Regions from separate parts of the Homo sapiens genome. Here region 1 is linked to region 2. Evidence: chromatin loops called from intact Hi-C (ENCODE). Cell type or tissue: mesothelial cell of epicardium. All regions are shown on one strand. Each heading gives the region's core, and the rest is flanking DNA. Links, peaks and the distances in the headings are about the cores only.

Region 1 (4,380 bases), core at 115-4,114, 63 kb after region 2:
AGAGCCCAGGAGCTCCCAGAATGAGACAGGTAGACAGTCCAGATAGATGAGGAAGTTATGTTCTGAAGCACCCAGAAGACAGGCTGTCCATCAGTCCGAGAAGGTAGAATCCCCATTCATATCATTCAAAAATCCTCACTTCTTAGCTGTAATTATGGGTGGGCATGTTAGTGCTGGATTCCCTGGGCCCTTTGAAGGGATGCCAATTCCCTGAACACTGTGTGAGCTGGTTTATGTGGCTGGAGGAGAGAGATTCTTGTATTTCCCTATCTACAATCAGGCTGAAAACTGGAAGTCCTTCGCCTTTACCCAGTTGCTTTCGGCTGGGGCCCAAAACATTGCTGTTCATCGGTGATGGTATTGAAGCGCAGGGCAGTTACACAACTTGTCCAAGAATCCAAATGAAGTCATATGGTGAGAATCTGCTGGTCTGTGTGAGGGAGGTGTGTTGGGATCATCCTTTGAGGTGTGAGATTGCAGGGGGCCATGATTTTGCATTCCATTCATTAGGTGTACAATGAATTGTGCCATTGAGTGGTGCCAAGCTGGTGCAGTTGTGCGTTTGCAGGCAGGGCAGGTTGCATGGCTGCAGATGGCCGAGTCCTGTCACTGCCTTTAATAGCTCCCTTCTGCTTTGGATGAAGCCATAAATGGAAGAAGCAGTTTATTTCCTTAGTTAGCTACCATCCTAGAGGTCCCCAAGAGTGTTGCTCAGGTTAGACTTGGAGCAAATGAGGGGATTAAGCCGTGGAAATGAGAAGCACCTGCCCTTGTCTACGAGCCTGGCTTGAGGCAGCAGAAGGTTGCAAAGACTCCCACCAGGAAGGAAGGCACAGGGTAGGAGTGAGCATGCCATCCCTAGAGCAGGGCATGGATGGGCAGTGGGGCTCAGTGGGAATGAATGTGGCCTCTGGAGTGAGCACAGCAGGGTCTGAATCCTGGTGCCCCTCACTAGTTGGGCAAGTCACCTAACCTTCATCAGCTCAATCTTCTCCTCTGTAAAATGAAGATGGTAATGGCACTTCCTTCCTGGGGGCTGTGGAGAGGATTCCATGAGGTCGTGAATTTAGTGTTGAGCTGACTTCATCTTGGAGACGCATCCTTGTGTATCTGGGAAAGAAAGCCTAATTGGCAGGTTTATGTTTCATGAGGAAATGAAGTTGTGTTAGAAAGAAATTTATTTGGGCATAGGCGCCCTAACCTTGGTGCAGCTCCTTGTAACTAGGGCAGCCTTTAGTGGATGCTGGGATTAGCTAACCCGGATGGGACCAGCGCAGTGGAGGAAAGCTGTCGTCCTCACACCCGGGATTGGGAGAACGTTTGTCCATTTCTATCTGTTCATTTACTCTGTGGTTACCCACTTGGGCCACATGTCATCTTTCAGCCTCCACAGGCATTTTAGGTGTGTATAAATAAATAAACATAAGATCCTCTTCTTTTTCTAACATGTGGGCATCTCTCCCTCTATTCATCTGTGGACATTACTGCTCCCACATGCAAGTTTATTTCTTTACCTTGGAAAATGTATGTTTGTTTTATAAACCCAAATGTAATTTTTTACACAGTTTATGCAAGTGTGAGTATGCATGTGTTCTACCGCTCTGAGGTCTTTGGGTATAAGGGGATGGGAATGTCATGCACTGGGAAGGTGTGCAGTTACCTGGGTAGTGTGCGTGCTTGGAGAGAGTGCCGGGTGTGACTGTGTGAGCGGGGAGAGCTCTAAGCCAGGCCTCAGTGTGTTGAGCGCCCATGGTCCTGGGCACAGGCATCACCCTACCTTCTGCTGATAAAGGGAGGGGCTGTCCTGAGCCTGCCTCCAGGGGTGGCCTAGGGCCCAAGACTAGGGAGACTAAGGCCCTTACAGCCAGGCTGTGAGGGAATTGCAGCTCAGAACCCTTGTAGCCCTTAGAAGGGGAGTCTGGTCTCCCGATCTTGGGATCCTGCCCCCAATCTTCTGCCTGCCTGTCTTTCGGGATCTCTCAGTGTTTGTCTGTCTCTTATTTGCTCTAGTTGAGGTATACACTGATCCTGCCCACATTAGAGGAGGTGGAGGTTTGCATCTGGTCTGGACTTTAAGAGGTATGAGGGCCAGAGGGAACATGGCGTGGGGGTCAAGGGAAATAGCTTGGGGGTGGCGGTTAGAGAACATTCAGAGAGTGGGTTCCTAAGGGCCAGAGCATGGAAAAGGAGGAGTTGGCTCAGGCTTCCACTGGGAGACCTGGAGGCTAACAGAGTCTCAGGGCCTGGATTACTTCCGCCATGGGCCACTGATGGGGTTTGGGAGCTGAGGCCCCGGTGGCCTGGAGGGTCAGGCACTCAGTGGATGGGGGGTCACTTTTTCTAGCCCTTGGAAAAACAAAGAGCAGATCGGGTAGTAAAACAAAAGCAAAGGAGACCTGGAAGCACCTGACAGCCCTAATTCATCACAGCCCAAGTTTTTTCCTGTGTTCCCATTATATTTGTTTGTAAAAGTGGAAATCAATTTTGAAGGTAATTTTCTGGAAAGAATGGAAGGGAGGTGGGAGGGCCGGATAAGGCAGAGATGGTAAAAGGAAAAATTTAGGCCAGGCACAGCCCAGGGGCAGCTCTTGGCAAGGTGAAAGAAAATTGCATATTCAATCTCCATCCATGAATCTTCCTCACTGCTGCCCGCCTCCTGCTTGAAAACAATGAAGGCTTTTTCCCAACGCTGGGCAGGGCCTCGGTATCAGCCTCACTTTAACTTCAGGGTCATTAATTCCCTGATTATTGAAGGAGAAGAGAGGGTTGCAGCATCGTCAATTCCAAAGGCACCCCCTCATGTGATCGGGCACTGGCTGGGGTTGGGTGGGGGGCACCCAGGGCAAAGTGAGGTGTTGTTTGAGAAAGGTGTGAGGAGCGAGGAAATGGGGGAGCCACTGGACTATGGGGGAAGGAAGCCAGGAGGGTGGAAGAAGGCAGTCATTACTGCATACCTCTGTTGTGTTGTTATTGCAAATTAAAAGTAGCATGTTCCACTCCACAGCTATCTTTGGGGAGGGAGGGGCACCGAGGGAGGTGGGGGATCTTATCATTGCTTCTTCAGCAGACCAGCCGTGGTGTCACCGTGTGAGGTGACATTTGAATTTACAATTCCGCTGAGAAAAGCCATTAATTCACAAATTAACATTTCTCCCTCTCCCTCTCTCTTTAACACTCTCTCCCTCTCTCACATGGATGTGCAAGCAATTGAAAAGACAAAGGAAATAGCCTTAAGGAAGAGACTTTACTGCTAGTCTGTGCTGAGATTGCTCCCCCTGCTTCCAGATAGATAAACCAATTACCTGAGCAGCTCTGCTCCTGGCCGCCCGCGATCGCCTCCTTTTGTAGGCTGCCTCCATGGCTGGATTACACTCGGTGTATCTCATTAATGTAAACCAGGCGTGCCCTGGTCACCAAGCTCTCTTCCCGGCTCTCCTTCTGGAGGGGCAGTGGGAGGAGGGCTGGGGTCAGTAAAGGCAGGCAAGGAGGACCCCGAGGAAGACCAGAGGCTGCCACTGCCTGGCTTCCCAGGCCCTGGGCACTCGGGTGCAGCCTGCCATGTTGGCTGAGGCTGATGGGGGAAGTCGGTGGGTGAGCGCTCCTTGGTGGGCTTGCTCTGAACTGAGTGAGGGCTGGGTATGGCTGGGGGCAGAGGAAGGAGACAGGGCCTGAGTCTCTCAGCGGCATTTTGGTCCAGATGCAGGGGGCTGGCAGAACCAGAGAGGGATCTGAGTGCTCCCTGCTTGGGAAGAGCTTGGAGAAGTTTTGCTGAGTACACACTATTTTAGTGGGATGGGATTCAGCCTGAAGGAGCTTGGAGAGAGGCTGAGGAGGGCCCAGGAGACTTGGCGAGGTTGCACCATATTGGGTAAACAAAAACCCAGCACTTGGATACAATTATGTCTGTTTACCACCTAATTCTTGCATGCACACACACCCCCCCCGACACACATACATGCACACCGACACACACACATGCACACCCAGCCATCCGACTCTTTTGCTAGAGAAGACGGGGAGAAGGAGTGTGCTCCCAGGTTTCTAAAGTGAGCTTACATCGTGGGTAGGGAATTGCAGGGCCTCTCTCTGCTTTTGCTCTCCTCCCAGACCCTGGTTCAGCACTGTAAGAAGGCATTTATGTTGGTAGGGGGCAGCTGAGCAGAGTTTTTGCTTCTCTCTCTCTCTTTTTTTTGGATGAAGTTTCACTCTTGTTGCCCAAGCTGGAGAGCAATGGCAAGATCTCAGCTCACTGCAACCTCTGCCTCCCAGTTCAAGCGATTCTCCTGTCTCAGCCTCCTGAGTAGTTGAGGTTACAGGCACCTGCCACCATACCTGGCTGATTTTTGTATTCTTAGTAGAGACAGGGTTTCACCATGTTGG
Region 2 (4,380 bases), core at 64-4,063:
GGCAGCCTTTTTGGGGAAAGTGGGGGGATGAAGTCGAAGGGGACTTCAGTATAACGTTGGAGACTGGCCGGGTGCGGTGGCTCACGCCTGTAATCCCAGCACTTTGGGAGGCCGAGGTGGGTGAATCACGAGGTCAGGAGTTTGAGACCAGCCTGGCCAATATGATGAAACCCCTCTACTAAAAATTAGCCAGGTGTGATGTGTGATGGCACGTGCCTGTAGTCCCAGCTACTCAGAAGGCCGAGGCAGAAGAATCACTTGAATCCGGGAGGCGGAGGTTGCAGTGAGCTGAGATCGCACCATTGCACTCCAGCCTGGGTGACAGAGCGAGGCCCGGCTCAAAAAAATAAAAATAAAAAATATTGGAGACTGGATGCTCCCAGGGAAGCCAGCAGGGTCACCCCCAGGACTGAGGCCTAGAAAGGAAGCAGTCACTTATGGATGGTTGTTGGAGTCAGGAACCTGTGTTCTGAACATCCCTGTTATCCCTTTTTGTGAGGTATTCCCTCCTTAGAGTCTGAATAAAAGCCCCTTCTGAAATGTCCTAGTGTCTGCAGGCCTGTCCTAGGGAAGCCTCATTGACCTCTGAAGGTCAGGGCAGAGCAAGGAGGGCTCTTCCAGGAGCTGGATGGGACAGCTGAGATCTTGCTGGTTCCAGGGAAACTCAAGCCACAAGTTGTTCCAGGAGCTGTGGTGCCTGGCATGTTCTCATCTGAAGGGTATGTGTGTGCTGAAAGAGAAAGAGAAATGCAGGAGAAGTAAATGGAGATTGAGGGGAATGGGGTGGATAATCCAGATATGAGGACAGGAGAGGTCGGTTTGTAGATGTGCACACCTGTGTGTTGGGAATGTATGTATCTTCCTGCACCTATGTGTGTCTGTACATATTGGGGGGCTATGTGTGTGGTAGGGAACTGTGTACATATTGTGGGTTGTGTGCCGTGTTGAGGGGGGCTGTGTGTCTATGAGGAGGGCTGCATGAGTATGATTAGGGAGCTGTGGGGTAACCTGTATCAAGGGCTGTGTGTGTTGGGGGCTGCATGTGTATTAGGGGTTGTGTGTGTGGTGCGAGTGTGGTGTGAGGTGACTGTGTATATGGGGAGCCTGTGTGGTGTGTTGAGGGCAGTGAGCTGTAGTGTGCGATGGGCACGTACACATCTCTCCTGTGGCCCCACTTAATTTCCTCAGACTCTTGGACTGGGCCCAAAGTGACCCCTCCAATGATCCTGGGGAACCCCACTTTGGAACACCTCCCCAGTCCATGAGGGGAGGCTCAAGCTGCTCTGTCCCAAATAGCGCCTCTGGTTTTTTGGTTCTGCCAGGGAAATAGAAGATGAGGCCGTGGGAAGACAGCAAAGACCCAGAGAAACAAGCAGAGCTGGAGACAAAGATAGGGAAGGAAGGGAGACCCAAACCTGGAGAGAGAGAGAAAACTGAGGGGGAAGGGGGAAGAAGCAAGAGTAGATCAAAGGCGAGGGAGAGATGAGAGGGAGAGAGAGAGAGAAAAGAGTGCAGGAGAGAGATTGATGGGAAGTTGGAGGGGGGAGTGGGGAAGAGCGGAGGGGGAAGCAGAGCCGGTGGATCAAAGGCCAGAGAGGAGGCCCGCGAGGTGGGGGGCGGGGCGGGGAGGAAGGGACGAGGGGAGGGGGCTCGATGGGGGAATTGCCGGGCGGGCGCTCGGGCGCTCCGAGCTGCGCGGCTCCCCGGGGAGACCGCAGACACTTTGCGGAGATGTTACTCCGGAGTTGGAGACGATGATAAATATGATAATTTGTATAAAATCTGAATGGGTCTTGTTTTCAGGGAGAATGCCTTGGATGATGAATGGGCCCGGCTTTCAGATAGATGGCTGATAAAAAGTGTATTGGATTGTTGAGAGCGATTTTAATTCTCATTCTGTACCTGCAGATGCCGCGGCCGCCGCGCCCGGCCTCCTCCTCCCTCCTGCCCACTGCGCGGGGCGGACGCCGGCCCGGCCGGCCTCGGCGGCTCAGGAGGCTTCTGAAATGACTCTAATTACAGAGTTATTAATTTTAAGAGGAGGGTGAGCGGGGGGTTTATGATTATTAATCGAGCGCCCGAGCTCGGCGGGCGGGGCTTGGCGGGCCGCGGGCTAGCGGCGCTCGGAGTGCGGAGGACGCGCGGGGCCCCGGGGCGGCTCCAAGCCCGGCGGGCTCCGCGGCGGCGGCGACCAGGCTCGCTTCCCACTTGGGCTGCGGGCGGCATGGTCCCTCTGCGCCCATCCGGCTCTCCTCACCCCTGCCAGTCTCCGACCCGGCCGTCCAACGTCCCTCCCTGGCCGGCTCGCCTGCGCAGCCGAGCATCAGGCTCCGCGCCGGGGTAGGCGAGCAGGTCCCCAGCCCCAGGCCCGCAGCTGTAGGCCGGTGAGGAACAGCTCTGCTAGAGAAAGCGCACCCCACCCCCACCCCCAGCTCCCAACTCCCACAGGTGTCGAGGATTGCCGTGAACCCCGAGCCTGGGACTGGCGCAAGTGCGGGCTGCTTGAAAGGCATGATCATGACAATGACGCTTATGAGGCCCTTACTGTGTGCCAGGAACTGTGCTGGGAGCTCTGAGGCTTTACTTTCTCCATGCAGAAGGGATGAGGCTTCCCACTTCTCAGATGAGGAAACTAAGACTTAGAGAAGCAACTTGTCCTTGGGAAGGTATAAATGTACTTCAAGGGTACCCTGTTCCCCACCCCTCCCCCTCCCCCATACACACAACACTTTTCCTTGACAGGAAGAGCCAGGGAGGGGCGGCAAGACAGAAAGCGCTTCTCTCTGATTTACATGCATCCAGTCACCTCCACCCCCAGTGTCTGCTCTGAATGCCTTGGCCTATGGCCTGACACCCTGTCCGTCTTAGAGGGAGGGTTTTCAAAAGCTTGGACTGCAAGCTAGGAAGGCAGACCTCCAAAAGGAGTGCGTCAATGGTTTGGCTCCATGATACTAGCACTTTGAGAGTAGTATCTGCTGAGCTACGGTGACTCTTTTAAAGAATTCAAAGGTCATCTCAAGAGGCCATTCAGTCTTACTTGGTGAGGAAATGCTTACATTCCAGTAAAAAATGAGACCCTTCAAAAACAAGCCCTGGACTCTCCTCCCCCAACACACATATTTTCATTCCTACTAATTCTGGTCTCCACAGAACTGAATCATTTCAGAACTTCAACTTCTATCTTCTGGCAAAGACAACTCCTGCCCAAGGAGAGAAAAGAAAGACCATTGCAGGCCTAGAGAAGGGAAGAACTGGCCAGGTGCAGTGGTTCACACCTGTACTCCCAGTACTTTGGAAGGCTGAGGTGGGCAGATCACCTGAGGTCAGGAGTTGGAGACCAGCCTGGTCAACATGGTGAAACCCCATCTCTACTAAAAATACAAAAATTAGCCAGGTGTGGTGGTGCAGGCCTGTAATCCCAGCTACTCCAGGGGCTGAGGCAGGAGAATCACTTGAACCAGGGATGTGGAGGTTGCAGTGAGCTGAGATTGTGTCACTGCACTCTAGGCAACAAAGCGAGACTCTATCTCAAAAAAATAAAAATAAAAAAAAATAAGAAGGAAGAACTACAGGGCAGTTCTAGGATATGGGATGGGGGCAGCTCTGGCCACAGTGAGGTCACTTCTGAGGCTGGCCACAGTGCCTGTTGTGTGGACACAGGAGCTTGTAGACAGGATGGGCTCATGGGCAGGGTCCTCTGTGCTCTGCAGTTCCCAGGGACCTTGGCCAGTCTCATGGAGGATCTGTATGGGACAACCCAGGTCAGGCCTGCATGTGGCCCATCAGGATCTGTCTAGGGAATTCTTGCTGTGGCTGGTGTTGAGGATCAGGGCCCACTTAGGCCTGATCAGAGGCTAAGCCCAGCTGGGACAGGGCATGGAGAGGAGACACCCATAGTGACGCTGCAGGCCTGGAAGCTGGGAGGGCCTGAGGGCATCTTGGAGAGGGGCAAGGCCTGACTGGGAAAAATCAATCTCTCAACACAAAAAACACTTCTTGGGGTGGGGGCCCTAGAGCTTCCTGAAGGGCTGAGTGAGGGCTGGGAGGCCCTGCAGCCTCACAGTCTTGGCTAGTCTGCCTGCAGCAGTCAGATCTGAGTTATCTGATTTAGAGGCCCTGGGCAGAGAAAATAGCAGAGTATGGAGGGAGTGAAAGAGGACTGGCATGAGGATCTGGAAGGCAGGGGGTGGGGGGCTCCTGTGTTTCACCAACTGATGTCCTTAAAGAGTCCTCTCAGCCAGACAAAATGGTTTCTTGCCCTCTGACTTCTCTCTGGGGACTAGGAGTATCTAATATAGCATATGCTTAAAGAGTGTAGGTTAGGGAGGCAGTAGGTGGCAAAGGTAGGATCTGAACCTAACCTTTGCCACCTACTCACTG

Evidence for each region. Peaks named below come from ENCODE experiments on the same cell type or tissue, not always from the same donor. Only the 100,000 strongest peaks of a DNase experiment are listed, where the experiment ranks them.
Region 1: a loop joins it to region 2, with 9 times the contacts of the local background. A loop is called at or near these places in 1 of 110 quality-filtered maps.

What each region holds. Positions count from the first base shown.
Region 1 is chr10:100,784,933-100,789,312 of GRCh38, forward strand. All of the region lies in intron 5 of PAX2 (paired box 2), which reads left to right. Among named protein-coding and RNA genes, the nearest start is that of PAX2, 42 kb to the left of the region's middle. RefSeq lists enhancers at 1,901-3,406, 3,172-4,075. In mesothelial cell of epicardium, for the core only: no CTCF peak of the experiment used is centred there; no DNase peak of the experiment used is centred there.
Region 2 is chr10:100,722,373-100,726,752 of GRCh38, forward strand. No RefSeq gene overlaps it. Among named protein-coding and RNA genes, the nearest start is that of PAX2, 21 kb to the right of the region's middle. In mesothelial cell of epicardium, for the core only: no CTCF peak of the experiment used is centred there; DNase peaks (open chromatin) are centred at 1,679, 1,979, 2,119 and 2,811.